Regions from separate parts of the Homo sapiens genome. Here region 2 is linked to region 1. The links are chromatin loops, found by intact Hi-C in ENCODE. Cell type or tissue: PC-3. All regions are shown on one strand. Links, peaks and the distances in the headings refer to the core of each region. The heading gives the core; the rest is flanking DNA. Region 1 has its middle 74 kb from the start of MPDZ. Region 2 has its middle 240 kb from the start of LINC00583.

Region 1 (16,174 bases), core at 4,255-9,254:
TTCCACTTTGACATATATCTGATTTGTGGATGAGATTTATAGTTTCTAAACAATACATTTTACATTTAAAAAATTAGTTATGATTTAATTGCAGTAATGACCAGATACTTTTTTCTACCCAACTTCTCCCATAATATTGTTCACTTTGTATTTTACTGCCCCTATAATATTTTTATTTTATAGTAAATAATTATCTTTTTCATGTATTTTCTCTATTATTTTAGAACTTTAATTTTGTGATTTTGCACATCTGTTTCAAAATTCAAAATGTACAAAAGGTTCTTTGGTAAATTTCTCTATCATTCTTTTAGCTCTCCAGTTCCCTTCTCCTCTGGAGGTCCCAATCTTGTCAATTTCTTGAATAGAAGGAGGTAGTTAAGCAGGAAAATGTGTTCCAATAAAAACCCAAAACACATGTCAATTTGAGCAGAGAAAGACCCTATATGCAGTTAATAGTGCCCAACTTACAGGGACGTCAAGATTAACTGAGATATTAAAGCACTTATGATCACTGGGGCACAATAAATTCTCAGCCCATTGGAAAAATATAAACATATTTGTTTTGATTATTTATTAATGCCATTTGAGGCTGGATAGTAGCTAAGAATATAGACTTAGGGAAATTCATTTATTTAATTAATAAAACTAATAGATACAATAAAATAAATAAAAGTTAAATAAGATACTCCTGGATTAGAGTCCCTCTGTTGCCATTTTTTAACTGTTGTGATGTTAGACAAGTCATTTTAACCTCTAAGATTTTCAGATTTACCTCCTATGATACAGGCATCATAATAATACTTAACTATTAGAATACTGCCAATTAAATGAAATCATGGATGTAAAGAATGTATACATCTAAATCATTGTATTGTCTTGAATATAATAAGCACTCAATATGTATATTATTATTATCTTATTGTGGTAGTAATTAATGATACAATTTTAAAATTGTATTTCTTTGGGAGGGCCAGTAATTTTTTCAGTTTAGACTGGAAAGATAGATTGGCTGTAGACAAGACATTTTAAAAATTGACAGGAATGTGACTCTCCTAGCCTTAGGCCGTAGGAATATTTATATTCAATTAGTTTCTTGGGTGTTATTACACTTTAAAAATGCAAAATATATTTGTGTCCATTTTACAGAAAAAGAAAATAGAGCTGCCTAAATATTAGATGGTCAATCTATGGATTCCTAGGGGACCTCAGAGATCAAGGGAATCACAGCCATGTTACTACATACTGCCTTATTTAACTTTCTATTTCTCCTCATCACCAGCTCCAGGCAAGACCACAGATTTAAGTTAAGCATATAATGGATGGGAGAAGGCAGGAGTAGGTGGGGAAGACTGATCTGGGTAGGAGGTAGGCTGATTGCCAGATTCCCCAGGGTGATACGGAAAGTTTTTATTATAATTTAGTAGAAAGTCTTATGCCAAAAGTGTTTCCATAAATAAATACAAATGTTGGTTCTTGTTGAAAAATGCAAATCAGATGGTTTCAATGCTTTAAACCTTACTTGGAATACCTTAAATAACAAGCACAAACATTTACGTGTGTACATATATACATTTAAATGTATACCAAATTAGGCACGTAGAAAATGTATTAGAAAATCTATTATAACAGACCCCCACCAGCGTCCTGACATCAGGCTGAAATGCAAATCAAATAATGCAACCCTGGAAGCACTGCAGGAACTTTCATCACCACAGTAAGTATTCATTAGACCTTTCTTTAGGTTGTATTTAAACAATCGCAGCCAAAGGCAGACAGAAATAAACATCTGGTCTGTCTGGCTGTATCATTCCTATTCCAAAATATTAATCTTCTACTTAGAGGACATCAAAACAAACTTGGGCAGATTAAATATGCCAGTATCTGATCCAAAGTCTGACTGTTCTATATGAAGTAGAACTGATCTGATGTTTTTTCTTGACAGCTGAAGCACATATTACAAGGCTTTCTTAGAACTAGGATGTTGGCGTAAACTATAGGGACCTGGTGGTTGAGTTGAACTAAGATTGTCCATTCCTCATAAAACATCTGTAGAATATTTGGGTATTACTTGAGTGGCATAGATGATGAACATATATAGTTTCCTTTATTAAAGCTTTCCTGACAAAATCAAAATATTTTCTAAGCTATGGTGGCCAATTTGCTTCTAGATAATGAATTCCTGGGAAAGAAAAACTGTATTCTAAGACTATTGGCTAGTCTATCAAATTGCAAACTTTTCCAAATATAAGGTAGATTGAGGACAGATTTCATATTTAAATTATAAATCATCATTGAACATTTTTATTGATAAGTAAAGAGAATGTCAATAGTAACAATAACTATAGTGATTATCATTATTATGTGCCCCATAATTCACACATCTTATTATAAAAAATACATATATATTGCAAAAATACATTATAAAATATAATACGCCCTTTAAGTAGTTTCGTCATTAAGTGACTTGGAGGTGGTTGGAGACTTAAGTAGTGGCTAAGATGGAACTTAAAAGCAGGTCCCATGTTCTGCCTTAAAAAAGTTCTGGGCATGGTGGCTCATACCTATAATCCCAGCATTGTGGGAGGCCAAGGCTGGAGGCTCATGTGAGGCCAGGAGTTTGAGAATATCCTGGGCAACATAGTGATACCCTGTCTCTACAAAAAATAAAAAACAATTATCTGGGTGTGGTGGTGCACATTTGTAGTCCCAGCTACTCAGGGGCTGAGGTGAGATGATTGCTTGAACTCAGGAATTTGAGGCTGCAGTGAGCTATGATTGGGCCACTGCACTCCAGCCAGAGAAAAACCCTTTCTGAAAAAGAAGATGAATAAATAAAAGAGAAGAACAAGGAGGAGGAGAAGGAGAAGGAGAAGAACAGGAGGAGGAGGAGGAAGAGGAAGAAGAAGTGGCGGTGGAGGAGGAGGAGGACCTCTTTTTCTGATTGGGAAATGATGACTTATATTTTAAAATTAAATGAAGGACTTAATAAAATGGCATATTATGACCCATAGACAACTTTTGAAAGCTGAGAATGAGGTAAATAATGACTTCAAATCTACTAGTTTATGTAACTCTTCCACAATTTGACTTTGGTTAAGAGTGTTCCAGTGAAGCACTTGAATAGGTTTGTAGAAACTCTCATTGCCACAAATGGAAAAAATAGTCCAAATGCATATTTTAATAACAGCAGTTATGTAAGTGAAAGATTACATGATTAATTTGTAAATAAACACTATTCATTTATGAGTAGATAAATTATGAATAGATAAACCACATTGTGCTAGGTGTAGGTGGTAGGGATGAATAAGGTATTTTGTCTGCCCTCAAAGACTGCATTCTAGTAAAATGAAGTGGGACTGAATATGCTCACCTTATGCCCAGGAGCCAGGTATATATGAATGGCAATGCACTTAGAGATCGTATGATGCCTTTGGTACTGGAATCTGTAAAAGTTTTCGTGAATGGTAAAGCTGGATTTAACATTTACTAGGTTAACAGTAGAAGCAGCAGCATGCCAGGGCTGCCACTGGGCAGGTAACTAACACTGGAGGAAGTACATGATCTCAAAAAGCACCTCTGGATGTAAACTTGATGAAAGGTAATGACAAGAGGAGAACAGAGCTATACGAGTTCAGGGACAAATCAAAGGACAGAAATCAAACCCATGGTGGAACTGTTGGGAATTCTAATCTCTCAGTGGGCACAGAAAAAAAATCAGATGTTGGAGGTTCTGGGATAAAGAGTCAGAAATTAGATGGGTGGTTGTATGCTGTGTTAGTTGCACATGTGGTCTCTTATCAGGAACATGGATTTATTGTATTATTATAATATAAGATATATATTATAATTATTATCGTTCAAAGGAAACTGGAGCCAATAAATCACCATGGAGATATCTCCAGAGTGTTTGCAGATAGGGCAAACTCAGCTGGCTGACTTAGCTACAAACCATGCCCCCTTCTCTCACCAGGCATCCTGAGGGCCAGAGGCACTCAATATACACAGAAGACACTAACCCAGTCATTTTCAATCCTAACTTCACCTAAGTGTCACCTGGGGAATTTTAGACACATACCAATATAAAGGTCTGTTCCCCAGAGATTCTGAATTTGGGATGGGGCCTAGGCATTGGCAGTTTTTAAAAAATAAATAAACTTTTTTTTTTAGAGTGGTTTTAGGTTCATAGCCAGATTGAATGGAAAAAACAGAGCATTCCCGTATAGCCCCTGTCCCCCCCACACATGCAGCTTTCCCCTCTATCAACATCCTGCACCCATGGTACATTTGTTATGATCAATAAACCTACATTGACATACCATTATCACTTGAGGTCCATAGTTTATATGAGGATTCACTCTTGGTGACGTATATTCTATGGGTTTGGACAAATGTATAATAACATAAATTCACTTTCATAGTATTGTACAAATTGGCAGTTTTTATTTATTTATTTATTATTTTTTTGAGATAGAGTTTTGCTCTTGTCCCCCTGGCTGGAGTGCAGTGGCACGATCTCGGTTCACTGCAACCTCTGCCTCCCGGGTTCAAGTGATTCACCTGCCTCAGCCTCCCGAGTAGTTAGGATTACAGGCGCATGCCACCACGCCTGGCTAATTTTTGTATTTTTAGTAGAGACAGGGTTTCACCATGTTGATCAGGCTGATCTCAAACTCCTGACCTCAAGTGATCTGCCTGCCTTGGCCTCCCAAAGTGCTACGATTACAGGCGTGAGCCACTGTGCCCGGCCAGACTGGCAGTTTTTAAAAAGGCTTCCTTGGCGAACCACTGCATCAGCAGCAAGCAGCCACAAAGACATGGTATCCAGAAGCTGCTCTATGATACTGCCCATAAAATTACCCTGGATGCCTCACCCCCCAGGAACTTTAATATTTAGACAAAAGCAAAAGAATATTTCTGAAACTCTGCTGACGAGTAGAGGAAACACTGACTTGCTATAAAGATGTCACTGTTCACGGGCAGGAATGGGAGCAACCTACAGAGGCTGAAATGTTCCCAACAGCCTCAGGGCCAGAACTTGGCTGGAAAGAACTTATTAATAACACACTTCCATTTTGTGTGATAATGGAAGGAGAGGATGATTGGGACCCAAGACAGATTTGGTTTAGAATCCTTTGTCAAGGTCTATTATCTTGAACAAAGCATCTGAATTCTCCATTTCTCAGATTCTTTTTTTTTTTTTTTTTTTTTTTGAGACGGAGTCTCACTCTGTTGCCCAGGCTGGAGTGCAGTGGCATGATCTTGGCTCACTGCAAGCTCTGCATCCTGGGTTCACGCCATTCTCCTGCCTCAGCCTCCTGAGTAGCTGGGACTACAGGCACATGCCACCACAGCTGGCTAATTTTTGTATTTTTAGTAGAGATGAGGTTTCACTGTGTTAGCTAGGATGGTCTCGACCTCCTGACCTCGTGATTTGCCCACCTCAGCCTCCCAAAATGCTGGGATTACAGGCGTGAGCTCACCGCGCCCAGCTCAGATTCTTTATCTGAGAAATAGAGATGGTAGTAGCTAACTTGAAGGGTCATTATAAGAATCAAAGTCCTTACATCCAGCCTAGCACATTCCCAGCATTTTATGGGTGATCTATAAATGGGCTCTATTATAGTAATTAGTAGTAGTAACAAAAGAAGAGTATGTAAAGAGTTTTTTTAGTGGTGTAATATAAACGAAAAAATAATGAGAATTCAAAGGCAGGGAAAGCCCTGGTTGTAGAATGGGCGGGAAATACTTCTTAGGATTTTTAATAATTTATATGACTTTGTACAGAGGAATGAGGGAGAGAAGGACGTGACTGACTCATGTATTTGGGGAAGACATGAAATGGAGAGATGTGCCACGTCTAGCTGGCTTTAAATAAGGTCAGAGAGAAGGGACTTGGGTCATATTTGAGTAGGGCAGTCTTGAGCATTAACAAAAGGAGTTTGCAACATGAGCAAGTATGCTGAGAAAAGACCACATTATGAACAGGGAGTATACAGAACATATCCAGGAGGCCCTCAGGTGACAGTAGGAGTGACCATCCCATAGATCTGCAATTCATGCAAAAGGCTTCTTTCCCCTTTATTTTCTCCCCAATTAGTTAGAAATACCATCTCTCATAGGCATCTTGGAGAAGAAGAGACATCTGGTTTTGCATAAGCGTAAGTTAAATGATTTGTGAAAATCTGTTATCAACAAAAATTACATTTCTTCATCATACTCAGCAAATATAACAAAAACGACTTCATGACAAATCCTTATTCTCTAAAAGAAAATGTTACTCGTATGTATATTTATGTTACCAAAAAGCTACTGAAATAAGTTAGCTGATGAAAAGAAAGAATTTGCCATGGCTAGTGAATTAAGGAGCTGAGAATGAAAATATGAACCGAGGATACTATTATTTTCAAATATCTTTAAGAATTAGGTGTACTTCATTACCAGTAGGTGTCACTGCAGGCATTAAACACGGTCTGTTTCTAGGGAAATTTGTCCCATAAATGTTGGTGTAATTTAACTGGTATAATATAGTTATGATAGGCATAAAGGATATTTATTCTGAAAAGCAATATATTTTATCATGGTCATGAACTTGTAAAAACATTGGCTTAAGGAAGCTATAGTGTATGCTTTAAATGGGCTTACTTAATACAATATACAGCATAAGTAATAGTCTCTTATGAGGTTTTAAATATATACAGTGGGTTTTCCTGGATAAGATAAGGTTGCTTTTCAGAGTTATTCCATAGAATCTGATTTATAGGACTAATTTAATGAGAATTCATAGACTCAATTGCTACCTTCTAAATCTTTGTGAAACTGACATTTTTTCCTTATATGTAACATTCTTGTAAGTTTTGTTAGAGAAGGGAAGGAAATTAAGAACTTTAACTGGAATTACATTAGTTATCCTCTTTTGAGTTTCTCTGGCCTTTTAAACATGTAGTATCTAGTGTCAGGAAGTTAAATTCACCAAGCTTTTTTAGAGAAACACAATTTAGTGGCATCCTAGCATCTAACATAGAGAAATATTGGCCATTAAAAAATAGTGATCTTGGTTCCCTTTCTACTGTGGTTTTAGAGTTGATTCATTTGTGCAATCTTGCTGGCATTGCTGAGTTGAACTTTTGAACAGAGTATTCTCAATAGAAACCCTTGCGCTTTAAAATTGATTTGCCTGTTGGAGGTGTTGGTGTTTCTTATTTATGCATAATTGAAGGGCTAGGTGTGTGAAAGTGCCCCTAGCGACTCTTTCATTTGTTCCATTTTACAAATTGAAACTGATAGTGGTGGTTGTGGTGCTTTTCAAGGGTGACTTGAGGGCAATCTAATTTACCTAGCTGTTCAAAGGTGAACTCAATATTTTCAATCATAAATTAAAAATCTACTCCAGTTTTCAAATCAGAAACAGCATAAATTACGTATCTGCAGGCCGTAAGTGTTCTTTGCCCTGGCTTAACTCCATTGATTTTACCAGGATAGACATTTCTAGACACTCTGTGTTTTAACATGTCCCTGTAACATCTAAAGTATTTTAGGAACACCATATTGCTTTCTTTTCTATGTATGCCAACAGGAATTTTATGAGCCCTTGGCATTTGCCTCTCTATGTAGACCCATCTATGAGAATATTTTCGACCTGTTAGATTCCTGGGCTAGCATAATTTGAACAGGGTTTCTCTGAAAGACATAATATTATGCACTAAAAATCTACATCATTGGAAAATACTTAGCAATATCAAATATGTGTACCTTCTTAACATATAACAATATGGTGTGCTAATTATAACATATAGACACTGCTCTCTAAGAAGCCTACAATTTAAACCTACATTATAGATCTTACAATGGAGGTAAAACTGATAGACAAAAATGCATGTCAACCAACTGCATGACACACAGATCATTGTATTTGTAGTGTTTAGAGTAGCACTCATATGTAAAGTTTGCTGCACAGTCATTGCCAAGTCCAATCTTCCAGATATCCTAAAACTTACACATGTACTAAATTGGGCTTCATAAATTAATATACTTCAATCATATAATTGTGGCAACTCATACTACTCTTTTTACTTTAATTCGTTTTGTTGGAATCTCTTTGGCTTTTATTGACGGCCAACATTGGAAATACTTTTTTAGGAATTTGATGTGTTGAAAGTAAGGATGTTGTTAAGAGTAATTATTATGTTTCATGGCGCTTCAGCCTTCAGTCTTCACATCAATACTGGCTTGCTTCTCCTGAGCTCTTTATAATTATTTTTATTTAGTTTTATACACACTGACATGTTTAATAACCAGATTTCTCTCTTCCCCCACATCCCCAAACTTTGGCTCTTAAGAAAGCACAGAACCCAAACTATGGTCCTACAGCAAGTAATGGTTTTTATGGTTTACATTTTTATAATAATCTCATTACTAAGAAACCATGGTTTGTTTTCATCTTTCTCACTTCCTTTTACTCCCATATTGCTTTGTATTATATATTCTTTTAGGCTCTAGGACTTTGGAGGACAAAGTGAGGAGGAGTATAAAGTAGGATACAACCAAAATAAATAGAACAGAATTTCAGGAAAGACCTATATTATACTTAAAATTCACATAACTAACCATATCCTAACACCTCTAGTTTACAATAAAGGTATCAGAAGGAAAAATAAACAACACTGAGATCCCACCACAATACTTACATTTTTATTCTGTATAACATTATTCTAAGAATTGAGTTTGTTGGTCTTCTGGGGTGGTGACACTCATACAGTAATTATATTTTTCTAGCTAATTTGAAAGACATGGTCTTAGGAACTTTTTGATTTGAAGCAAGAGAGTCTGTTCAACTAGCAAAGAAGCTCTTTAAGGTGAGAAATAATAATCCCTTGTTGGTGTTCCAGAATAGACATAGATATCTTAAATTATGATGAGGCCAATGAACAAAAATAAATAATGAATGTGATGGGAATTCAAAGCATCTTTGTTTTCTGATTTTTGTTTTGTTTTGTTTTGACAGCCTCTTGCTTGTTGCCCAGGCTGGAGTGCTGTGGCATGATCTCAGCTCACTGCAACATCTGCCTCCTGAGTTCAAGCAACTCTCCCACCTCAGCCTCCCGAGTAGCTGGGACTACAGGCGCGTGCCACCATGTCTGGCTGATGTTTGTATTTTTTGGTAGAGATGGGGTTTCACCATGTTGGCCAAGCTGGTCTTGAACTCCTGACCTCAAGTAATCCAGCTGCCTTGGCCTCTCAAAGTGCTGGTGTGAGCCACCTCACCGGGCCAGCATCTTTGAATTATAAAAACAAAGAATATTATTGAACCAGAAAGGAGTTACCTTTCTAGGTTCAGAATATGTCTTGCTGGTGGATGGGGAGAAGCAGCTGAATAGAGGAGATGAAGGTTGGTTTGGGTGGAGGAGAATGACTAGACAGAGTTCAACCAAGGAAGAATGACTCATTGAGGTCTCTTTCAGCATTATGGTTTTGTTATTTGATTTTGGACTCAGAGTATTTTGGCAAAAAGTGCTAAAGCTGAGACACGATATTAGTCTTCATTTATAGAGCACTTGGATAGATTTGGAAATGGAAACATATTGTGAACATAGAAGTAAAATATTTACTTTAGTAATTGAATGAGTAGTAACAATGATGGGGTAGGTAAGTGCTCTTAAAATTGAATCCTCATTCAATATTTACTGCCCCATTGACACACTGCACAATTGAATGATGGATTCCAAATAAGGACATATATTTTTCAAGTCTTAATAATTTTATATGATCAGTTTTTATTCTTCTTTTTATTTTATAAATTCACTGAAATCTTTTCAACCCAGCGTACATAGACTTCTTTTTAAAAGATAAAACTTTTTAAAACAAGGACTTAAAAAAAACCTGACATTAAATTCTAAAACAGTAAGTAAAAGAGTATTACATGTGCAAATTTGGGGATTTCTTCTGAAGTAATATGTTCCCACTTCTCTAACTTCACAGATGTAGTACTGTCCAAAATGGATGGTAGCATAAAGTACAAATTTGTTATTTAGACTTAGTTATCAAATGGATATAGGAGAAATATATTATTTTAAATTTGAATTTTGGCTTGATGTTTATCCCTTTAACATATGGCTGGGTTAAGTCATTACAAGAAATACAAGCAATCATTTGATTTGGAAGCCATGCATTTTCCAAATGACAAATGTCAATTTTCTGTTTAGTTGCTTTTATAAATGAGAAGCAGAGTCCAGTCTATTAAAGTGACTGAGACACAATTATCCACTAAATCACTGGCAAAATGAAGCTTGCATTCATCTCATCACAATTTCATTTCACTATATGATGGTTATATTTTTATATACTCGTGTGTCTACAACCTGCTCCATGAAAATTAACTATTAGCTGTAATAGAGTACTAGATCTGGAATTAGACAGATTTGATTTTAAATTTTGTTCTTCCACTTATGAGATATGTAATCTTGAGAAAATTACTGTATTTCTCTGGATCTCAGTTATCTTTTCATAAGGCCATTATGAGAAACAAATGAGAAAAGTTATGGGAAATGCCTGGCAACTTTCAATGCTAAACAAATGGTAATTCTTTTCCTCTTACTTTCTTAAGGATAACCGCCACAGTGAACTTTATCATTTTTAATTGAGACTTGTCATTTTGTAAGATTACATTGATGCAAGTAGAGTGTCAGGAGTCAAACCTAGATGGCTATTTTATCATTCTCCATATTGTATGTAGATTAAGCACTATATGTTGAGAGACACACATTAACTTTGAATCTAAAAATTCTCCAAAAGTATTTTAATTCACTTCAAAATCTAAAGTTTCTGAAGTTCAAAATGTACAATTAAAAACTTAATTATAAGTTTATTTTATTGCTCTCTAATCATTTTTATCTGACTCTAGTTCCTCTATCTCGACTGTAATGTCAGAGAAAGGGAGAAAACAATATGTTTTCTCTGACATCTTTCAAAGAGATCTCTGCATTCTTAGACTTATGGTTATACCTATATTTATTCTCAATAAATACCTGATGGCTGATTGTATAAAAACTTAATTATTAAGCCTGTAATAGTAAAAGAATAGCATTGAAGCTGGCAGTGTTATTTTTATTATTTTATTGTTATTTTTTGAGATGAAATTTTGCTCTTGTCACCAAGGTGGAGTGCAATGGTGCAATCTTGGCTCACTGCAACCTCTGCCTCCTGGGTTCAAGGGATTCTCCTGCCGCAGCCTCCCAAGTAGCTGGGATTACAGGAACCCACCACCACATCCAGCTAATTTTTGTACTTTTATTAGAAACAGAGTTTTGCCATGTTGGCCAGGTTGGTCTTGAACTCCTGACCTCAGGTGATCCACCCGCCTCGGCCTCCCAGAGTGCTGGGATTACAGGCGTGAGCCACTGCACCTGACCCTGACAGTGTTTGTAGACAGTCTGTATTTCCCTGGACTAATTGATTCTGTTTTGGAATTTTAAGGAACATCACCATATATGATTTCCATAAGCTTTACATTACTTAGTCTCTAAGGGTATTTAAGTAAACAGGATTAGATATGATTTGATTTGTGTGGCACAGAGGACAAGAATAATTCCTTGATTTTTGGTTTTGTTGTTTTCATGGTCTTAGGAATTCACAAAATCATTAGAAGGGAAAAGACAGTAGATTCATAGCAATACACTGTATTTTAACAAAATAAAGATGCCACAAACTTCATGCCAAGGGAAAGCAATGATATTTCTAGTCCCATTAATCTTAAAGCTCTCCTATTAATTTCAAGTCCAGGGAACTTAGCTAATACATTTTCCATTGATAGGCACTCTAAATCGCTTTCATATATATGCTATGGTGATGAACATTTGTCTTTGGAAATTGGGAGAGCTTTGGTGGTAAATAAGAAAAGTCTTCATTTTTTTCTTTTTTGAGGCAAACTGATGACTCTGAGAACTTAGTGCCTTTTTCTTTCTTGTCACACCCCAAAGACTTAGCCGATTGATTATTAGAAATTAAAAATGTCATAACTATATCTATCTTACAACCAACACAGTTAAAATGAACAAAATTAAATAGAAATTACATTACTTCTTGGGGCCCTAAACATTCCCCTACTCCTTTTCTCTTTTTTCCACCACTGGACCTTGCTATCTTCACTCCACTGTTAGCTCTAAAATGTTGAAACTAGATGATCTCTAGGCCCCCTTCCAGGCCTGATATTCTCTGAGTTTGTTTACCTATACATAATTTTTCAAATGTTTCATTAACAGCTAGTTGAGTCAATGTAGAATGAATATGCAGATGTTTGGCATCAGATGGCCAAACATCTGGATATTTAAACTTTTTTTTTTTTAGTTTTTAAAGGTGTTTAATTTTTTGAAGATACTGTCTGCATCTGAACTTCTGATTTAATTCCAGAAAGGTGGAATGTTAGTGCTAACCGATCTCTAAGGAATACTGTTTACCCAAGCCACACAGGATTAACAAATTAGAAAAGATTTCAGCCACTTTTCATTATCTTTTAATAGCAAATATCTGACACTGGTACCGAAGGCTAAATACTATTATTCGTTTTTGAATTTCTGCACATCTGCTCTCTTACTCATCATTGCCACAACATAGCTATTGAATGGGAATCTGGCTTTTATTAACAAAATTAGAGAACCTTGTGTGGTAGTAAGGAGGTAGCCCACCTCACACTTAACAGTAGTTGTAAGGCTCAAATACCTTAAAGGCTTTTTCCTTTATGTTGAAGTTCTTTTTCTGGTATACATAAACAGGCCTGCATACCAAAAACATGTAGTCACTGACTACATTCACTAGATGAGACTTGGGCCTACAGCCATACCACCAACAGACTAAACACTTGCCAAGGCTCACAAAGAAGAGTCAGGCCAGCTTTTTCTCTGGATAAATTAACTCTGAAACATCAAGTCAGGAAAGTAACAGGATGCAAGAATAAATACATTTCAGAGAGCTGAAGACTCTAAGATATAATCAGATTCTAGGGTCCTAGTCTGAAGGAGTGTCACAGAGGCCATGGTTTTAGCTAAGCTATTTTTTGAAGACTAACTCATGTAACCTCTTTCAACAGGGACATCTTTAATCTGTGCTTTGTGACTCTCCATGCAGGTTGCTCTTAAGAGCCTTTCTTACATTTTAGAAATTGGAATTTGTGTTTGCTTAACTAGTCTACCAACATTTCATCTCTTCTTCCTTCTATAATATTTATTTTATCCCCTGCCCTAAACCATGCTATTACCCCCAAAGATCTCATGATACTCCTAGACAAATTTTGACATCGATACATCTAGCTCTAAAACTCTCCCTGAGGCTCAGTTTCTTACCTATAGCTAGTTGGACCTCATTTCTTCAGCCATTAACACAAGATCCCCAATCCAAAATTATCCAGAAGTGAATAAACATGATACTTAAGAATTTTAGATTATTCCTAAAAATATTATGTAAAAAAATTACATTCAGATGTGAGTTGTCAATATTACTCAGGACTTCAGAGTTTTCACAAATTTAGCTGCATTAAACCTAACTGAAAGAACCACTTAGCTCTATTTGTCAGCCATCCCATTCCTGCCATTTTCACCACCATTGCCCCATGTTTGCACCTCTTTCCCAGAAGGCAGCAATAGCGTTATTTTTTGTTTATTTATTTATTTTTGAGATGGAGTCTCGCTCTGTTGCCCAGGCTGGAGTGCAATGGTGCAATCTCGGCTCACTGCAACCTCCACCTCCGGGTGCAAGTGATTCTCCTGCCTCTGCCTTCTGAGTAGCTGGGGTTACAGGTAAGTGCCACCATACCCAGATAATTTTTGTATTTTTAGTAGAAACGGGGTTTCACTATGTTGGTCAGTCTGGTCTTGAACTTCAGACCTCAAGTGATCCGCCTGCCTCGGCCTCCCAAAGTGCTGGGATTATAGGTGTGAGCCACCATGCCCGGCCATAGCCTTTTGATTGTCTGTCTACCTCCAATGTTTCCTTTCCAGTTCTCCCTGAATGCTGCTGCCAGGTGAACCATTAGAAGGTACAAATGTGGGCTGGGCACAGTGGCTCATGCCTGTAACCCCAGTACTTTGGGAGGCTGAGGTGGCGGATCACAAGGTCAAGAGATCAAGACCACCCTGGCCAACATGGTGAAAGCCTGTCTCTACTAAAAATACAAAAATTAGCTGGGTGTGTTGGCGTTGTGCGCAGCTACTCGGGAGGCTGAGGCAGGAGAATCACTTGAGCCACCTGGGAGGTGGAGGTTGCAGTGTGCCAAGATTGCCCCACTGCACTCCAGCCTGGTGACAGAGGGAGACTCCGTATCAAAAAAAATAAAAAAATAAAAAATAAAAGAAAGAAGATGCAAATGTGGCCATTGTCACTGCTTTCAACGACTCCCAGTTGCATTTTGATGGTGGCACCAATGCTTAGCCTAACATTAAGTCCCTCTGCCTATTTCACCTAAAGACTTTTCTATGCCACATTCCAGTAAAATTGGATAATTTAATGTTTTCTAAATATACTCTATGCTTTTATGCCTCTTGGTTAACCATTTCCTCTGCCTGCAAATGCCATTTCTGAAACAGTTTTCTGAGATTTGAACCCAAGTCTTCAAATTCTGATCCAGTCCCCTTTCAACAATTAATTCTATCTCTCTGCAAACAATTCATGTACACAGAATTAATATATTGCTAGGAATCCTGGTGTGGTAGACAGAATAATAGTCTCACAATGATATCCAAGTCCTAATCCCTGGAAACTGTGAATATGTTGCCTTATATGGCAAAAGAGACTTTGCAGATGTGATTAAGACTAAGGCTTTTGAGATGGAGAGATTATGCTGGATAATCTGAGTGGGCCCAATCTAATTACATGGGTACTAAAAAGTGAAGGATTTTTTTCCAGCTGCAATCTGATAAGATGACAGAAAAGGGTCAGAGAGATGTGACATTCCTGGCTTAAAGATAGAGGAAGGCTTCCAGGATGAATGTGACTTCTAAAAGCCTGAATAGCAAGAAAGTAGATTCTTCCCCAGAGCCTCTAGGAGGAAATAAGGCCTAGCTGACCCCTTGATTTTAGCTCAGTGATATCTTTGTCAGACTTCTGACCTACACAAATGTAAGATAATAAATTTGTGTTGTCCAAGAAGCTAAGTTTTTGGTAAATCGTTCTAGCAGCAATAGAAAACTAGTATGCCTGGGTTGAAATTCCAGAGTTTACTAAAATGACTATAAATCAAAGAAATTGGAACTTAAGATTTGTAAAGCTCCTTTCCAGTGACAAAATTGCTATCCTAGGCTAAGCTGTCTTGTTCCTACAGAGACCAAGATACTGCTTAATTAATGTAACAAATGAATGGGTACTAATGTACTAACCAGTCTTATCCCACAAAAACAAAATTTTTATGGGGGTAGGGGGATGAAGAGAAGTTAGTAAAGGGGTACAAATATGCAATTAGAAATGTCAGGCATGGTGGGACAGATGCAGTATAGATTATGGAAGTTATAGTCCCTGCTTTTCTGGCGCTTGCTATTATACTGCTTGTCAAGGAGAACAGACATTTAGGAAATAATTATAAATTAAATGAGCACTAAAAGGACAAGTGTGCAAATAGGGCCTTAATTAAAAATCAGAGAAGAGTTTTGGAAGATATGCTGTTTATGATGAAAGCCAAAGCATGAAGCAAAAAAAAAAAAAAAGAGTTTTCTTTAGTGAACATTCTTCTCCAAGAATATTTCCCCTAAAATATTTCTTCCTCTCTGAGGGCTGATTTCTTTAATGAATTAGCATGCCAATTGCATCACTTAAGATGTTTCAAAGACAAGTAACAAAATAAATCTAAGCAAATGTAACTGTTATTTTCTTAAGAAAAAGTTTAAAGGTAAGAGTCTTAGGATTGATGATTGTAACCATTTAATAAAGTTGCCAAGGATCTAGAATGTTTTTATCCTTCTCAACCATCCTCAGCTGGTTGGCCCTTCTGTTCCTATCTGTAAGGTCATGAGATTTCTGCTTGAACTTAGGACTCATGATCTGCTTCCAAATCTAGGAAAGAAATGGGGAGTTGTTTGCTTAATATGTATCTCTGTTTTTACTACGAAAATTTAATGAACATTCTCAGAAGCAACTCAGTCTCTACCCTAACCCTAAGAGTATTTCCCCTTCTATGGAAGGTTATAGCCAGAGTGTT
Region 2 (16,174 bases), core at 5,804-10,803, 340 kb after region 1:
CAGCTTCTTTCGTTAAACCTCATGAACCAATCTGCTAGCTTCCAACTTTTCTTCTGCAGCTTCCTTACCTCTCTTAGCCTTCATAGAATTGAAGAAAGTTAGGGTCTTGCTCTCGATTGGTTTGTCTTAAGAGAATGTTACGGCTGATTTGATCTTCTACCCAGATTACTGCAACTTTCTCCATGTCAGCAATGAGGCTGCTTTGCTTTCTTATCATCCATGTATTCACTGGAGTAGCACTTCTAATTTCCTCCAAGAACTTTTTCTTTGCATTCAAAAGTTATGTTACTGTTGGGTACAAGAGACCTAACTTTCATCCTATCTTGGCTTTTGACACGCTTTCCTCAATAAGAGTAATCATTTCTAGGTTTTAATTAAAAGTGACAGAAATGCCAGTCTTCCTTTCATTTGAACGCTTAACAGGGCATTGTAAAGTTACTAATTCGTTTAATATCAGTATTTTTGTGTCCTGGGGAATAAGAAGACCCAAGGAAAGGGAGAGAGATGAGAGAATGGCTGGTTAGTGGAGCACTCAAACCACACACAGCATTTATTAAGTTAATCATCTTAATTACGGGTGTTCATGGAGCCCCAAAACAATTACTAGAGTAACATCAAAGATCAATGATCACAGATCACCATAACAGATATAATAATAACAAGTTTGAAATATTGTGAGAATTACCAAAATGTTACACAGAGATAGGAAGTGAACATGTGCTGTTGGAAAAATGGTGCCTATGGACACAATATTGTCACAAATCTTCATTTTGTAAAAAAACACGGTATCTGCAAAGCACAATAAAGTTTATCTCAAAACAAGGCATGACTATAAACACAGGTGTGACACATGTCTATGGATTATATTATGATGCAGTACTAGTAGTCAAAATAATATACTTTGGGAAATGCCAGAAAGCAATATAGGAAAAGGTTTTGTTTTATTTTTTCTGGTGGAGAAATAGGTTATAGTGCTGGTCAAACTGTCCCATTTTTGAGAATTCCTGGGATCAGGATAACATGGGCTGGTTATCTGAAGTAGCTGAAACATAGACAGGAGGTGAATCTTGTCCAAGAAAGAGGGCCAAAGCTGAAAGCCAGAGAAGCCCAATTATGTTTTGTGTCCCAGGGCGAGGGACATGAAACTGAAGGACAAAGAGTTAGTGAAAATAGGAGCAGAATGAGAAGTAAGTGGAAATTAATTGAATAGGTCATAGGCTTCAACCATAGGCAAGGAAAGAAGTAAAAAGCTCTTTATATTATGTCACAGCCACTTGGTACATGAATGGTTTGGCCTGAATTAAAAGAAAAAGATTATGAAAGTATTTCTTGATGTTCTATCAGACCAGAAGCTTTGCTCTACTGACACCAGTAGTTGTTTTCTACACACTGAAATCCAGGGTGGTAAATAAGATCTCACCCACCACAGCCTTCCACAAGCCACTCTATGGCATTAGCAGGCACCTGCAGTCTACATTGGCAATAAAACACACTTCATTAAGTTCTAGAGCGCATGGATCTGAGCTCAAGCAATAGGAATAGGAACAGATATAGCCAAAGTTACATAAACACAGAAATTGTACTTTAAAATACGAACTGCAAGCACTGCAGTCGGGGAATACAAACCCCCTGCTCCTGGTTGCGTAGGACCACAGATTACAACACAAGGGAAGCAGGACCCAGAAAGGAGCATGTCCCTTTGTCATTTGTGGTGAAACCTTATACTAGTTCTCAAGTAATGAGGGCCTGGGGTTAATAACAGAATCATTCTCTAGTCATATGAGTTTATGTTTAATTACTTAATAAAGAGTATAGAGATTGTTCTAGAGAGTGAGACCAGTCATTTTTAAGTAACTCTACCATTTTATAAGATCCAAAAACATTACCATGCCTGGTGAAGTCAAGTAAAAATTATCCACCTTCCACTGCCATTGGGAATCTAGTGACCAGAACAGAGAAGCCACACTAGCCATTTTTCTTATATACAGAAGCCTGAACAAGGTTTCCTTCTCTCTACACATCACAAGTGCTCCCTAGGCTTTTCTGAGACACCCCCTCACCTTACTGGCTACAAAAGCAGACTCCTTCTAGATTCATTCTTACAATAGTGGCACACACTGAGGCATCAAAAACCAAGTCATCTAGGAAGCGGGCAAACAAGACTTAAGACTTCTAGAAGTAACTTGTTAGTTGACTGTGTCCAACCCATGGCTATACCTTCAAAAAGCTAGAGCAATTTGCAAAAACCTGGATTAGCCTTTTAAAGTTTAAAATTGTGAAAAAGCAGGAAAAAACAAATCGTTTAAACTAGTTTCTATATATGAGTGTCTATCTACCGTGGCAGGATGGCAGGAGAGATGGAGTGGTGGAACCAGGCAGGCTGCCTTCCATTCTTGGCTGGCCTGTTTCCTAGCTGGGTGAATATGGAATATTTGCCTTTTCTGAGCCTGTGTTCCCTGTCTAGCACCACCCTACTCCTTCTCACTTAGTGTGTTCTTACTACACAGGTATTCTTTGAGTGACTTAAAGTGTGCTCTTTCCCACCCTGTGGCCTTTGCATGTTTTTTTTCTACAGGAACACATGTTTGTAGCTGGTCACATGGCTGGCCACTTCTCATCTTTCAGCTCTTACCTTTTCAAGAGGCCTCTGATCACTGATCCTAGATCATCTCCCACTATTGCCCTCTGTCACGGTACTCTTTCATATTTTCTTTGCAGGAGGTATAACAATTTATAGCAGTGTATTTATTTTGTTGATTTACTTGCTTATAGATTATCTTCCCTACTATGCTTTTAGCATCCGTGAAGGCAGGGACTTTATTGTTCACTGCTATGTACCTGTTGTCTTTGTTTTAGCTTGTTCAGGCTGCTATAACAAAATATCACACTAGTCATTTCCACAACTGGCTGGCTTATAAACAACAGAAAATTATTGCTTACAGCTCTAGAGGCTGGGGAAATCCAAGATCAAGACATCGCAGGTTCAGTGTCTGGTGAGGGCCCACTTCCTGGTTGATAGATGGCTTTCTGTTTTCTGTGTCGTCACATGGCAGAAGGGATGGGGCAGTTTTTGGGGCCTCTTTTATAAGGACACTAATCCCATTCACGAGTGCTCCACCCTCATGACTTAATCACTTCCCAAAGGTCCCACCTCCAAACACCATCACATTAGGAATCAGGTTTCAACATATGAATTTGGGGGTGGGGACATACATTCAGTCCACAGCACCTTGCATCGTTCTTGACACACATGGATGTTCAATATGTATTTGTTGAATACATGAGAATAATATGTATCTCCCAGACATGTTTTGGGAGTAAAATGAATGAAATGTATATGAAAGGTCTAACTCAATTCCTGGCCCATATCAGGCATCAGTAGGTATAGAGGCCTTTCTTCATTCTGTCTTCCCCAAGTGCAGCACTCACAGAATTAAAACTTACAAGACACTGAATTCCTAGGAATAAAATTTGAATGGAGTAGTAAAAAGATTAACTTGATGTTTAGAAGCTTCCTGAAAGAAGGAGAATATTATTTGTAAATACATATTTAAAAAAAAACTTCAAAATACTCCAATATCCAAAGTTGGTACAATTACCTTTCCCTGTTTACATTCTTATTTTTTAATGGCAGATTAGTAACAGAAAGCTAGTAATCCAGGATATATTGAGCTAAAAAAAAGTTAACCATGCTATTTGACGAGCTATGAATTGGAGCTAGACTTCTTGACCTCCAGCCTGAGCTAATTATTGTTTTTTCCAATGAATATATACAATTCGTTTTGCAAAGATTGAGTTATATTTCATCAAGGCTAAAACATATAAATTCTATCTTCTTTGCCTCCTTTCAAGAAGCTTGCTATAAAAGGGTCTCCTCTGCTTTAAGTCCCCATCAACAAAATTTCTGCCTTTAGAAAAAAGCAACCCTAAACTCATCAAATTAGGGACAAACCTATTGTTATTCTATCAGCTATAGGAATTGCAGGATTACCTATTAAACAGTACTTCCTTCCTTTGTCACTTTCCACAGATAAAGGAGAGTCATTTTATCTTAGGGAAAAAGAAATTGGTGAAAATAAACCACAATATTTGTTAATCACGTGGTCTTGAATCCTCGGGGAAAAAAGCACAGTAGTCCCCCTTATCTCTGGTTTCACTTTCAGTGGTGTCAGTTACCCACAGTCAACTGCAGTCCAAAAATGTTAAATGGAAAATCCCAGAAATAAACAATTGATAAGTTTTAAATTGTATGCTGCTCTGAGTGGCATGATGAAGTCTCATGCTGTTCTGCTCTGTCCCATCAGGGATGTGCATCATCCTTTTGTCCAGTATATCCACACTCTGTGTGCTTCCCACCCTATACAGTGTGACTGTATAGGAAAAAACATAGTTCAATACTATCCATGGTTTCAGGCATCTGCTGGGGGTCTTGGAATTAATCCCCTGTGGGTATGGGGGGGCACTACTGTAAACAACATAGAATCAGAGATTTTTCTGTTTCAAAGTGAAAATAGACCAAACAGATTATTGTACAATCCTTTAATCTACAAGTAAGGAGACTGAGGCCTCAAGAAATTTGATGAATTCCCAGGCAGAAGTGAGCAATAGACTTGAGTCCAACACTTGTCATTGAAGTTGCCACATCCACTAGTCTTCTACTTCCATGATTTCTTTTCTTCCCCTTGGCCTAGTTTTCCATTCCAATGACTTTCCCCACCCTTCTTGTCACTCAGTTTTTCTCTGGGACGAGAGTTTTCCCAGATGGCCCAGAGAGTGAAAACTAAAATAAATTAAAATCATTCTTGTAAAATTTGCTTTGTTTATTTCCATTATTGCTAATAATATGTGCTTCTTTTGTTTTTGTTTTTGTTTTTCTCACTCACTTGATGTGGAAACATTCACCCCAAAATAAATTCTCAATCAAGACTATTCTCTCAGTGTCCAGGAGTAAGCAGTCTTTAGGCACAAAGAGACAAAGAGTCTTCTCATCTCTGTCTACAGATTTCTTTTTGCCAAGGCATTAAAGTTAGTAAATAATGAGCTGGTGGTGCCTTGGGCTGCCTACTGAGCGCCCATTTCCTGGTACACATGCTTTTCCCATATTTATTCTTCAACAGAAGGTTAAACCATCCTTGGGTCGGGGGAGGGCATGCCACTGTGGCAGAGATTACTAACCCCAGTTGGCAGGTACTCATTGGGGTCCCCTGTTCTTTCCATTTATTTAGAAGGCAGAATAGGGAGCAGCAGAGACATATCCTTCAAGGAAATATGCTCAGTGATAGCATGGCAAGTTTTTCCAGCCCAGTTTCCAGAATTAGAAAAACTACTCACACACCATCCAACTGAGACAGTAGTAGATATGAAAAGGCTTCTTCAGTTAAGCAGATATATATTTAAGTCCATAAAGAACATATATACAAAGTGCCAGGCCCTGTACCAGAGACTAGAGCACCAGGGACAAACAGGACAGACAGCTTTTGATCTCTACCTGAGGGCTGCACAAAGTGCTCTGGGTCAGCACTGGGACTTAGCCATCTCCTTCTGTATTAGTCCATTTTCACACTGATGATAAAGACATACCCAAGACTGGGCAATTTACAAAAGAAAAAGGTTTAATTGGAGTTACAGTTCCATGTGGCTGGGGAAGCCTCACAATCATGGCAGAAGGCAAGGAGGAGCAAGTCACATCTTACATGGATGGCAGCAACCAAAAAGAGCTTGTGCAGGAAAACGCCCCCTTATAATAACCATCAGATCTTGTGATACTTACTGTCATGAGAACAGCATGAAAAAGAACTGCTCCCATGATTCAATTACCTCCCATCAGGTCCCTCCCACAATACGTGTGAATTCAAGATGAGATTTGAGTGGGAATACAGCCAAACCATATCTCCTTTTTTTGGAACAAGTCCTTTCCTTCAGTCAATAACTACATCCTGATTACCTACTATGCTCCAGAAACCCTATTAGGCTCTCTGCAGGGTACAAATAGCTACAGTCTTATCCTCAAACAATATTCAGAATAGCTGTGGAGCCAAGATACACAGAGTCACATGAAAAGATAAGTTAATAATGAAAGGAACTGGTACTTTCTGGCACTCTGGAATGTTCTATGTCTTGATCTAGGTGGTGCTTACACAGGTATCTACATATGTAAAAATTCAATCTACATATTTAAGATTTCTGTACATTTTAAGATTAAAAAGTAAGGCAAGGAATTATTTGTTTTACATGTATATATATCCTCATACAATTCCAAAAATGATTTGAACCTTTTTACAAAGATATGCACAATTACCAGATTGTAAAATAAATAAGGGAGAAAACTGGAGGAAAGAAAAATAAAGACAGGAAATAAAAATAAGCCAAAGTTAATGCTATTACTGCACCCAAGCACCGCCCCCCCAACCCCCGCCAAATACATGACATTAAGTGTCACTTGTTACTTGTGGTGGGCTACAATTCTGGCTCTGAGTCTATGAAAAGAGGGAGATGCCGGGCGCGGTGGCTCACACCTGTAATCCCAGCACTTTGGGAGGCCGAGGTGGGTGGATCACAAGGTCAGGAGATCGAGACCATCCTGGCTAACACAGTGAAACCCCGTCTCTACTAAAAAAAATACAAAAAATTAGCCGGGCATGGTGGTGGATGCCTGTAGTCCCAGCTACTCGGGAGGCTGAGGCAGGAGAATGGCGTGAACCTGGGAGGTGGAGCTTGCAGTGAGCCGAGATCGTGCCACTGCCCTCCAGCCTGGGCTACAGAGCGAGACTCTGTCTCAGAAAAAAAAAAGAGGGAGACATGACTCATGATGATCACAAGATAAAAACAAAATAGCAGCTCAGGAGAAGGCCACCTATTCTTGGTTTTGAGGACTGAGAGACATTTTTCCCCACGGGCCTGCATGAAAAAGACACTGTAAAATATATCAAATCATGTCCCCAATAACATCCATACAATATATTTCACAGTGCTTTTTGCTGGGTTGTTTCTCATAAAGTTTTTTTTTTTTTTTTTAATGTGGGATAGTGGTATAATAGCAGACCACAGTTCAACAAAAGCAATTATACAGGGACTAAAAGGACACAGGCCAGAATATGAAGTGTTATTTGAGTAAAATAGATATTCTCTTAGTTTCAAAGCAGGGGAGTAGAGATGCAATGTAGAGAAATTGAGAAAGCCTTCATTGAAAAGGAGATATTCAGCTGGACCTTGAACAAACATCGGAAGATATCAGATAAACTAACAGGAATGAAGAGGTCACTCAAAGAGGGACAGGTGCAACCAAGAGGTGGAAGAAAGAATATGAAAGAAAATAAGTCATCCAGGCTGGTTTATAATGAAAAAATGGGCAAGAAGACTGAGAAGGTAAGTTGAGACCAGACATTGGAGGTACCATAGGTCAGGCTAAGCAGTTAATTCATCATCTTAGAGATAAACGGTAGAGGGGAGCTGAAGTATTTCAGGCTTCTGGACAGAATAGTATTATGATAAAAGCTATTAATATTTAGGAAGATTCCTCTGACTGTCTTTGGCCAAATAAATTAGAAAAGCAAGTTTTGGGGGGGGTGGGGTGCAAAACAAAAAAGAAAAATTAGAAAAGCAAGAAGGACCCAAGTTAGAAAGCTCTTCCCTAAATTCTCTAGACAATGCCTCTGTGATAGAACTTAGAGGTATCCTATATTTACCTGCACACAGGTTAAGACTGGCTGAAGGTAATTGTTTCTAAGGCCACAATGAAGCCACACCCATAACCACCAGTTAGTTGCCTCTCCTGAGCCATGGTTTAAATTTAGGCTGTGGTTTGAAACAACAACAAAAAACAGCTAAAGAAACCAAGGAGGAAGTTTTGGATCTTTCTCAAAGCAACATGGAAAAGAAGGGAGAGATGGAAAACAAAATATTTTGGAAGGGAGTGGAAAAGATGACCTACTCATGGCACTAAAGGCATACAGGGCAAAGGAATGTGTATGTCTAGAACCAAAGAGCAGGGCTGCTTCTCTGGCGTCTCCAGGGGAAAGGAAAGATGTTATGCAAACCTGTATGAAAGGGGAATCACTTCCTCACATGGCTCAGGCTGTTGTTTACCAGAGTAACATTCGGGCTCCAACTGTCCTTTCTTATAGAGAAAGGCTGTCTCCTGCTGTTTGTGGATCCAAGGCCTGCTGAAAGCTGTTTAGAAGTGCATACCACTCCATGTGCAGCTCCTTCATTCCTTTGCTGTGTTTGCATGCCTCACCGAGCATATTCACTGTCCTATGCCTTGCACAAAACCCTCACGTTCCTTTTTGGAATGCCTCTGTGTCTCTGTGTGTACTTGAATCTCCAGGCCAATGAACATGAGCTTCCTCCTTCTCAGCACCTGAGGAAAGTTTAAACAAATGTAAAGGCATAAAAACCTTTCTTCTGTCCTGATCTAGTTGACTAATAATGTATATATTGTTTTCTGTTTTTGAAAAAACAAGAAAAAAAAAATCTCTCCCTGCCTTTGGAAAAAAGCATGACAAGAGGCTCCACCTGCTGGCCTAGGGGCTTCCAGAAGTTTCAGACCTATTATCTCAGATTGGAAATAACATCCATTCCTACTCTTCCCATTGGTAGTTTTGAAATATAGTGCCATGTCATAGTGTCCATGGACATCACTTGGTTTATGCAGTTCTCCAGCTATTCAAACAGTCTGTAAGCCAAATACTTCTGGTGCCATGAAAAGAGCATTAGACTAAGAGTCAAAAACTCTACAACTCCACCACTTACTATGACAATGACATTGGGAAAATGCTTTTCTCTAATTTTTCAGGTTTTTTTCAACTGTACAACGGGAATTACAAGCCTTTTCCTCTCCATCTTACAGGTTGGTGTTGAGAATCAAATTGAGAACATTAAGGACATGAACAACTTTGTAACTGAAACACCCTGTAGGAACAAACAAGAGCCATGGCTTTTAGCCTAGTGGAGCTTTGCTGTGAAGAACTTTAGGAAATCTCTTCTTGAAAGAAACTTTTCATGTTAGGGTAATTTCTACAAGGTCTTGGATCTTTGCTGACAGAAGGAAATTCTTCAAGTTGCATCCTTAATGTGATTTGCTCTCAATTCATCCTTAGATTGTGATGTTCCTCTACCTCTCCCAGTGTGGGAGTTGGTGGGGATGAAGAAGCCAGGAACTTTGGTAATAAATCAACCCAGAGGGCAGTTCTCCCTCTAAACTTCACATCTCACGTAAGGTAAATGATGAAAAAAAGCCCTTTCGCTTACTTTTGTAATTGGCCCTTTTCCATCCTACTAGCCACATAAATAAGTGGACTGGAAGGGCACCTAGAGATAACATAAAGCAATTCTCACACATGAAGGGCATGGTCTGAGCCTAAGGGACTCATGCAAAGTTAGCCAGCTAGCCAACTGGGCTTACACAGTTTTCAAGCTCACAGATGTCTAGGTCTAAACTTAGCAGAACTTATGAGACTCTGAGTAGCTCTGAGATCGTTACTCACCTTCCTATGACTTTGTTTACTCATTTAAAAATAGATATGGAAAATGATCCTACCTCAAAGGGCCCTAGGGTAGTGTGGGCACAAAAAGTACCTTGCCAAGTTATGACTCTTTATAAATGCGTTTAATTATTATCATTTAATTAGAATTTAGAAGTCTGTATTAAAGCCTAAGTTTTAGGATAGTTTTACATAAATGCAATTAGCTTATTTATATGCATTATGTAAAAAATATATTCATATATATTATAAATACCATATATTATAGAACATATGATATAGATAACATAATATATAACCCATATATATCATATTATAAATATATGTTATATAATATATAATGCATATAATTGTATGCACGTGTATTATAAAATTTTATAGACACTGAAGATATGATTACTATTATGAATATTCTGCTAAAAATTTGAAATAGGAAGCATCTAAATTATTTAAACATTTTAATTAATAAATTTCATTTTGTAGAGCAGTTTTAGGTTCACAGCAAAATTGAGCACAAAGTACAGGGTTTGCATTTACCCTGTCTCCACACTCACACAACTTCCCCTACTGTTACTCTCCTCATAGCACCATCATAATACATTTGTTATGATTGATGAGCCTACATTGACTCATCATCACCCAAAGTCCATGGTTTATATTAGAATTCACTGTTGGTATTGCTCATTCTGTGGGTTTTTGACAACTGTAGAATGACATGTATCTACCATTTTAGTAGCATATCGGATAGTTTCATTGTCCTAAAAATCTGCTGTGCTCTGCCTATTTATCTCTTCCTTCCTCCTAACCTGTGACAACTGCTGATCTTGTTACTGTTTCCAAAGTTTTGCTCTTTCCAAAATTTCATATAGTTGGAATCATACAGTATATGGTCTTTCCAGATTAGTTTCTTTCACTTAGTAATAATCATTTAAGTTTTCTCCATGTCTTTTCAAGGCTTGAAAACTCAATCTTTTTGGTGCATAATATGTCATTGTCTAGATGTACCATCATTTATTGATCTACTCACATACTAAAGGACATCTTGGTTGCTTCCAGCTTTTGACAATTATGAATAAATCTGTTATAATCATCTTGTGCAGGTTTTTGTATGGACAAATCTTTAATTGATTTGGATAAATATCAAGGAGCAAAATTGCTGCATCATGTGGTAAAAGCATGTTTAGTTCTGTAAAATACTGCCAAACTCTCTTTCTAGGTAGCTGTACCATTTTGCATTCCCACCATCAATGAATGCACATTCCTGTTGCTCCACATCTTCACCAGCATTTGATGTTGTCAGTGTTTTGAATTTTGGCCATTCTATTGGGTGTGTATCTCATTGATGTTTTAATCTGCAATTCTCTAATAATAAATGATATTAAGCATCTTTTCACATGCTTACTTACCATCTGTATATCTTCTTCCGTGAGGTGGCTTTTCAGGTCTTTTGCCCATTTTTATTTGGGTTGCTTACTTTCTTATTGTTGAGTTTTAAGAGTTCTTTGTGTATTTTGGATAATAGTCCTTTATCAGAAATGTCTTTTGCAAATATTTCCTTCCAGTCTGTGGCTTGTCTTCTCATGCTCCTGACATTGAGTTTCACAGATCAGAAATTTCCATTTTAATGAAGTCCATATTATCAATTCTTTCTTTTTTTAATTTAATTTTTAAGTTCAGGGGTACATGTATAAGTTTGTGCAGGTACATGTGCAAGTTTGTTTGACTTGTGTCATGGGTTTTTTTTTTGTACAGATTATTTTGTCATGGAGGTATTAAGCCTAGTACCCATTAGTTATTTTTCCTGAACTTTTCCCTTCTCCCGTCCTCCTCCCTCCAATAGGCCCCAGTATGTGTTGTTCCCCTCTAAGTGTCCACGTGTTCTCATCATTTAGCCCCCACTTATATGTAAGAACACCATGGTATTTGGTTTTCTGTTGCTGCATCAGTTTCATAAGGATAATAGCCTCCAACTTCATCAGTGTTTCTGTAAAAAACATAATGTTCTTTTTATGGCTGCATAGTATTCCATGGTGTATATGTACCATATGTTCTTTATCCAGTCTGCCATTGATAGGCATTTAGGTTGATTCCATGTCTTTGGTATTGTGAATAGTGCTGCAATGAACATACACATTCATGGGTCTTTATAATATAATAATTTGTTTTGGGGTGGGTATGTGACCAGTAATAGGATTACCAAGTCAAATGGTATTTCTGAGGAATTGCCACAGTGCTTTCCACAATAGTTGCAGTAATTTACACTTTCACCAACAGTGTATAAGTGTTCCTTTTTCTCTACAACTTCACCAGCATCTGTTATTTTTTACTTTTTAATAATAGTCATTTTGACTGGTGTGAGATGGTTATCTCATTGTGGTTTCAATTTGCATTTCTCTAATGATCAGTGATGTTGAGCTATGTTCCATATGATCACTGGTCACATGTATATATTCTTTTGAAAAGTGTCTATGTCCTTTGCCTGCTTTTTAATAAAGTTGTTTTTTTCTTGTAAATTTATTTAAGTTCCTTATATATTACTGGATATGAGACCTTGTCAGATGCATAGTTTGCAAAAGTTTTCTCCTATTCTGTAGGTTGTCTATTCACTCTGTTGATAGTTTTATTTGCTGTGCAGAAGCTCTTTCATTAAATTAGATCCCATTTGTCATTTTTTTCTTTTGTTGCAATTGCTTTTGGTATCTTTGTCATGAAGCGTTTGCCCATTACTATGTCTAGAATGGTATTGTCCAGGTTGTCTTCCAGGGTTTTTATAGTTTTGGGTTTTACATTTAAGCCTTTAATCCATTTTGAGTTGATTTTTGTATATGGTATAAGGAAGGGGTCCAGCTTCAAACTTCCACATATGGCTAGCTAGTTATCCAGGTGCCATTTATTGAATAGGGAGTCTTTTCCCCATTGCTTGTTTTTCTCAGCATTGTTCAAGACCAGGTGGTTGTAGGTATGTGGCCTTAATTCTGGGCTCTCTATTCTGACTATTGCCGTTGATTTATGTGCCGTTTTTGTACCAGTACAATGCTGTTTTGGTTGCTGTAGCTCTGTATTATAGTTTGAAGTTAGGTAACATGATACCTCCAGCTTTGTTTTTTGCTTAGCAGTGCCTTGGCTATTTAGGCTCTTTTTTGGATCCCTATGAATTTTAAAGTAGTTTTTTTTTAGTTCTGTAAAGAATGTCATTGGTAGTTTGATAGGAACAGCATTGAATCTATAAATTGCTTTGGGCAGTATCATCATTCCAATAATATTGTTTCTTCCTATCCATGATCATGGAAGGTTTTTCCATTTGTTTATGTCATTGCTGATTTCTTTGAGCAATGTTTTGTAGTTCTCATTGTAGCAATCTTTCACCTCCCTGGTTAGCTGTATTCCTAGGTGTTTTATTTTTAGGGGGGTGGGGGGCAATTGTGGATGGGATTGCATTCCTAATATGGCTCTCATCTTGACTATTGTTGGTGTATAGGAATGCCAGTGATACGTTGATTTTGTATCCTAAGACTTTGCTGAAGTTGTTTATCAGCTTAAGGGGCTTTTGGACTGAGACTATGGGGTTTTCTAGATATAGAATCATGTCCTCTGGAAACAGGGATAATTTGACTTCCCCTCTTCTTAATTGGATGCCCTTTATTTCTTTCTCTTGCCTGATTGCCCTGGCCAGGACTTCCAATACTGTGTTGAATAGGAGTGGTGAGAGAAAGCATCCTTGCCTTGTGCCGGTTTTCAAGGGGAATGCCTCCAGCTTTTGCCCATTCATTACGATGTTGGCTGTGGGTTTCCCTTAGATGGCTCTTATTATTTTGAGGTGTGTTTCCTCGATATCTAGTTTATGGAGAGTTTTTAACATGAAGGGGTGTTGAATTTTATTGAAAGCTTTTTCTGCATATATTGAGATAATCATATGGTTTTTGTCTTCAGTTCTGGTTATGTGAAGAATCATGTTTATTGATTTATGTTTGTTGAACCAACCTTGAATCCCAGGGATAAAGTTTACCTGATTTAGTGGATAAGCTTTTTGGTGTGTTGCTGGATTCAGTTTGCTAGCATTTTGTGGAGGATTTTTTCACTGATGTTCATGAATGATATTGGGATTTGTTGTTGTTGTTATATCTCTGCTAGGTTTTGGCATTAAGATGATGCTGGCCTCATAAAATGGGTTAGGGAGGAGTCCTTCCTCATTAATGTTTTGGAATAGTTTCAGTAGAAATTGTCCCGGCTCTCCTTTGTACATCTGGTAGAGTTCAGCTGTAAATGCATCTGGTGCTGGTACTGGACTTTTTGGTTGGTAGGCTATTTATTACTGAATCAATTTCAGAGTTTGTTATTGGTCTGATCAGGGATTAAATTTCTTCCTGGTTCAGTCTTGGGCAGGTGTATGTGCCCAGGAACTTACCCATTTCTTCTAGATTTTCTAGTTCATGTGTGTAGAGGTATTCATAATATTCTCTTAGGTTATTTGTATTTCTGTGGGGTCAGTGGTAATATCCCCCTTGTCATTTCTGATTGTGTTTATTTGGATCTTCTCTTTCCTTCTTTATTAGCTAGCAATCTATCTATCTATCTATCTATCTATCTATCTATCTATCTATCTATCTATTCCCAAACAACAGCTAGCAATCTATGTATTTTATTTTATTTTTTTTCCAAAAAAAAAAGCTCCTGGATTCATTGATCTTTTGAGCGGTATTTTTGTGTCTCAATTTCCTTCAGTTCAGCTCTCATTTTGGTTATTTCTTGTCTTCTGGTAGTTTTGAGATTGGTTTGCTCTTGGTTCTGTAGTTCTTTTAATTGAGATGTTAGGTTATTAATTTGATATCTTTCTAACTTTTTGATGTGGGCATTTAGTGCTAGAAATTTTCCTCTTAACACTGCCTTAGCTGTGTCCCAGAAATTCTGGTATGTTTTGTCTTTGTTCTCATTAGTTTCAACTAACTTCTTGATTTCAGCTATAATTTCATTATTTCCCTAAAAGTCAATGAGGAGCAGATTATTCCATTTCCATGTAATTGTATTGGTTTGAGTGAATTTCTTAGTCTCAGTTTCTAATTTAATTGCGCTGTGGTCTGAAAGATTTTTTTGTTATGATTTCAGATCTTTTGTATTTGCTGAGAAGTGTTTTACTTCAGATTATGTGATTAATTTTAGAATATGTGCCATAAGGTGATGACAAGAACGTACATTCTGCTATTCTTGGGTCAGTAGTTCTGTAGATGTCTGTCAGGTCTACTTGATCTAGTGTTGAGTTCAGGTCCTGAATATCTTAATTTTCTGTCTCAATGATCTGTCTGAAGTCGTCAATGGGGTGTTAAAGTCTTCCCACTATTTTTGTGTGGGAGTTAAGATTCTTTGAAAGTCTCCAAGAACTTGCTTTATGAATCTGGGTGCTCCTGTGTTGTATGCACATATATTTAGAGTAGTTAAATCTTGTTGAAATGAACCCTTTACCATTATGTAATGCCCCTCTTTTTTTTTAATCTTTGTTGGTTTAAAAATCTGTTTTGATTGAACCTAGGATTACAACCTCTGCTTTTTACTGTTTTCCATTTGCTTGTTATATTTTTCTCCACCTCTTGATTCTGAGCCTAGGTGTGTCATTGTACATAAGATGGGTCTCTTGGAGACAGCATTCCAATGGGCCTTGGTTCTTTATCCAGCTTGCCAATCTGTGCCTTTTAATTGGGGCAGTTAGCCCATTTACATTCAAGGTTAGTATTGATATGTGTGGATTTGATCCTATCAATCATCTTGATGTTAGATGATTATTTCGCAGACTTGTTTATGTGGTTGTAAAGTGTCATTGTTCTGTGTACTTCAGTGTGTTTTTGTAGTGACTGGTAACGATCTTTCCTTTCCATGTTTAGTGCTTCCTTCTGGAGCCCTTATAAGGCAGGTCTGGTGGTAACAAATTCTCTCAGCATTTGCTTGTCTAAAAAGGATCTTATTTCCTCTTCATTTATGAAGTTTAGTTTTTCCAGATATGAAATTCTGAATTCTAATTTCTTTTCTTTAAGAATGTTGAATATTGGCCCCCAGTCTTTTCTGGCTTGTAGGATTTCTGCTGAGAGGTCCACTGTTAAGTCTGATAGGCTTCCCTTTTTAGGTGACCTGACCTTTCTTTCTAGCTACATTTAACATTTTTTCTTTCATTTCGATCTTGGAGAATCTGATGATTATGTGTCTTGGCGATGATCTTCTTGTGAAGTTTCTTACTGGGGGGTCTCTGCACTTTCTGAATGTTGGCCTCTCTAGCTAGGTTGGAGAACTTCTCATGGATGATACCCTCAAGTTGAGTCCATTTTCCTCGTCTCTTTTAGGGACACCAGTGAGTTGTAGATTGGTCTCTTTATATAATCCCATATTTCTCAGAGGTTTTGTTCATTCCTTTTCATTCATTTTTTTCTATTCTTGCCTAACTTATTTCAGAAAGTTGGTTTTCCAGCTCAAAATCCTTTTCTCTGCTTGGTCTATTCTGCTATTAATAATTTTAATTGCATTATGAAATTCTATTAGTGTGTTTTTCAGCTCTATCAGGCCAGTTATGCTCTTTTCTATACTTGCTAAATTTTTCTGTCAGGTACTGCATTGTTTTATCATCATTTTTAGCTACCTTGGATTGGGTTTCAATGTACTCCTGTAGCTTAATGATCTTCATTTTTATCTATATTCTGAATTCTATTTCT

What was found. Hi-C counts contacts between places; a loop is a spot of excess contacts. Peaks named below come from ENCODE experiments on the same cell type or tissue, not always from the same donor. Only the 100,000 strongest peaks of a DNase experiment are listed, where the experiment ranks them.
Region 2: it touches region 1 in a loop (16-fold over the local background); 5 of 110 quality-filtered maps call a loop at or near these places.

What each region holds. Positions count from the first base shown.
Region 1 is chr9:13,345,524-13,361,697 of GRCh38, forward strand. No RefSeq gene overlaps it. Among named protein-coding and RNA genes, the nearest start is that of MPDZ, 74 kb to the left of the region's middle. In PC-3, for the core only: a CTCF peak has its summit at 6,450 (motif pointing right); no DNase peak of the experiment used is centred there.
Region 2 is chr9:13,680,678-13,696,851 of GRCh38, forward strand. No RefSeq gene overlaps it. Among named protein-coding and RNA genes, the nearest start is that of LINC00583, 240 kb to the right of the region's middle. RefSeq lists an enhancer at 7,849-8,389. In PC-3, for the core only: a CTCF peak has its summit at 8,525 (motif pointing left); a DNase peak (open chromatin) is centred at 10,124; H3K27ac peaks cover 2,763 bases.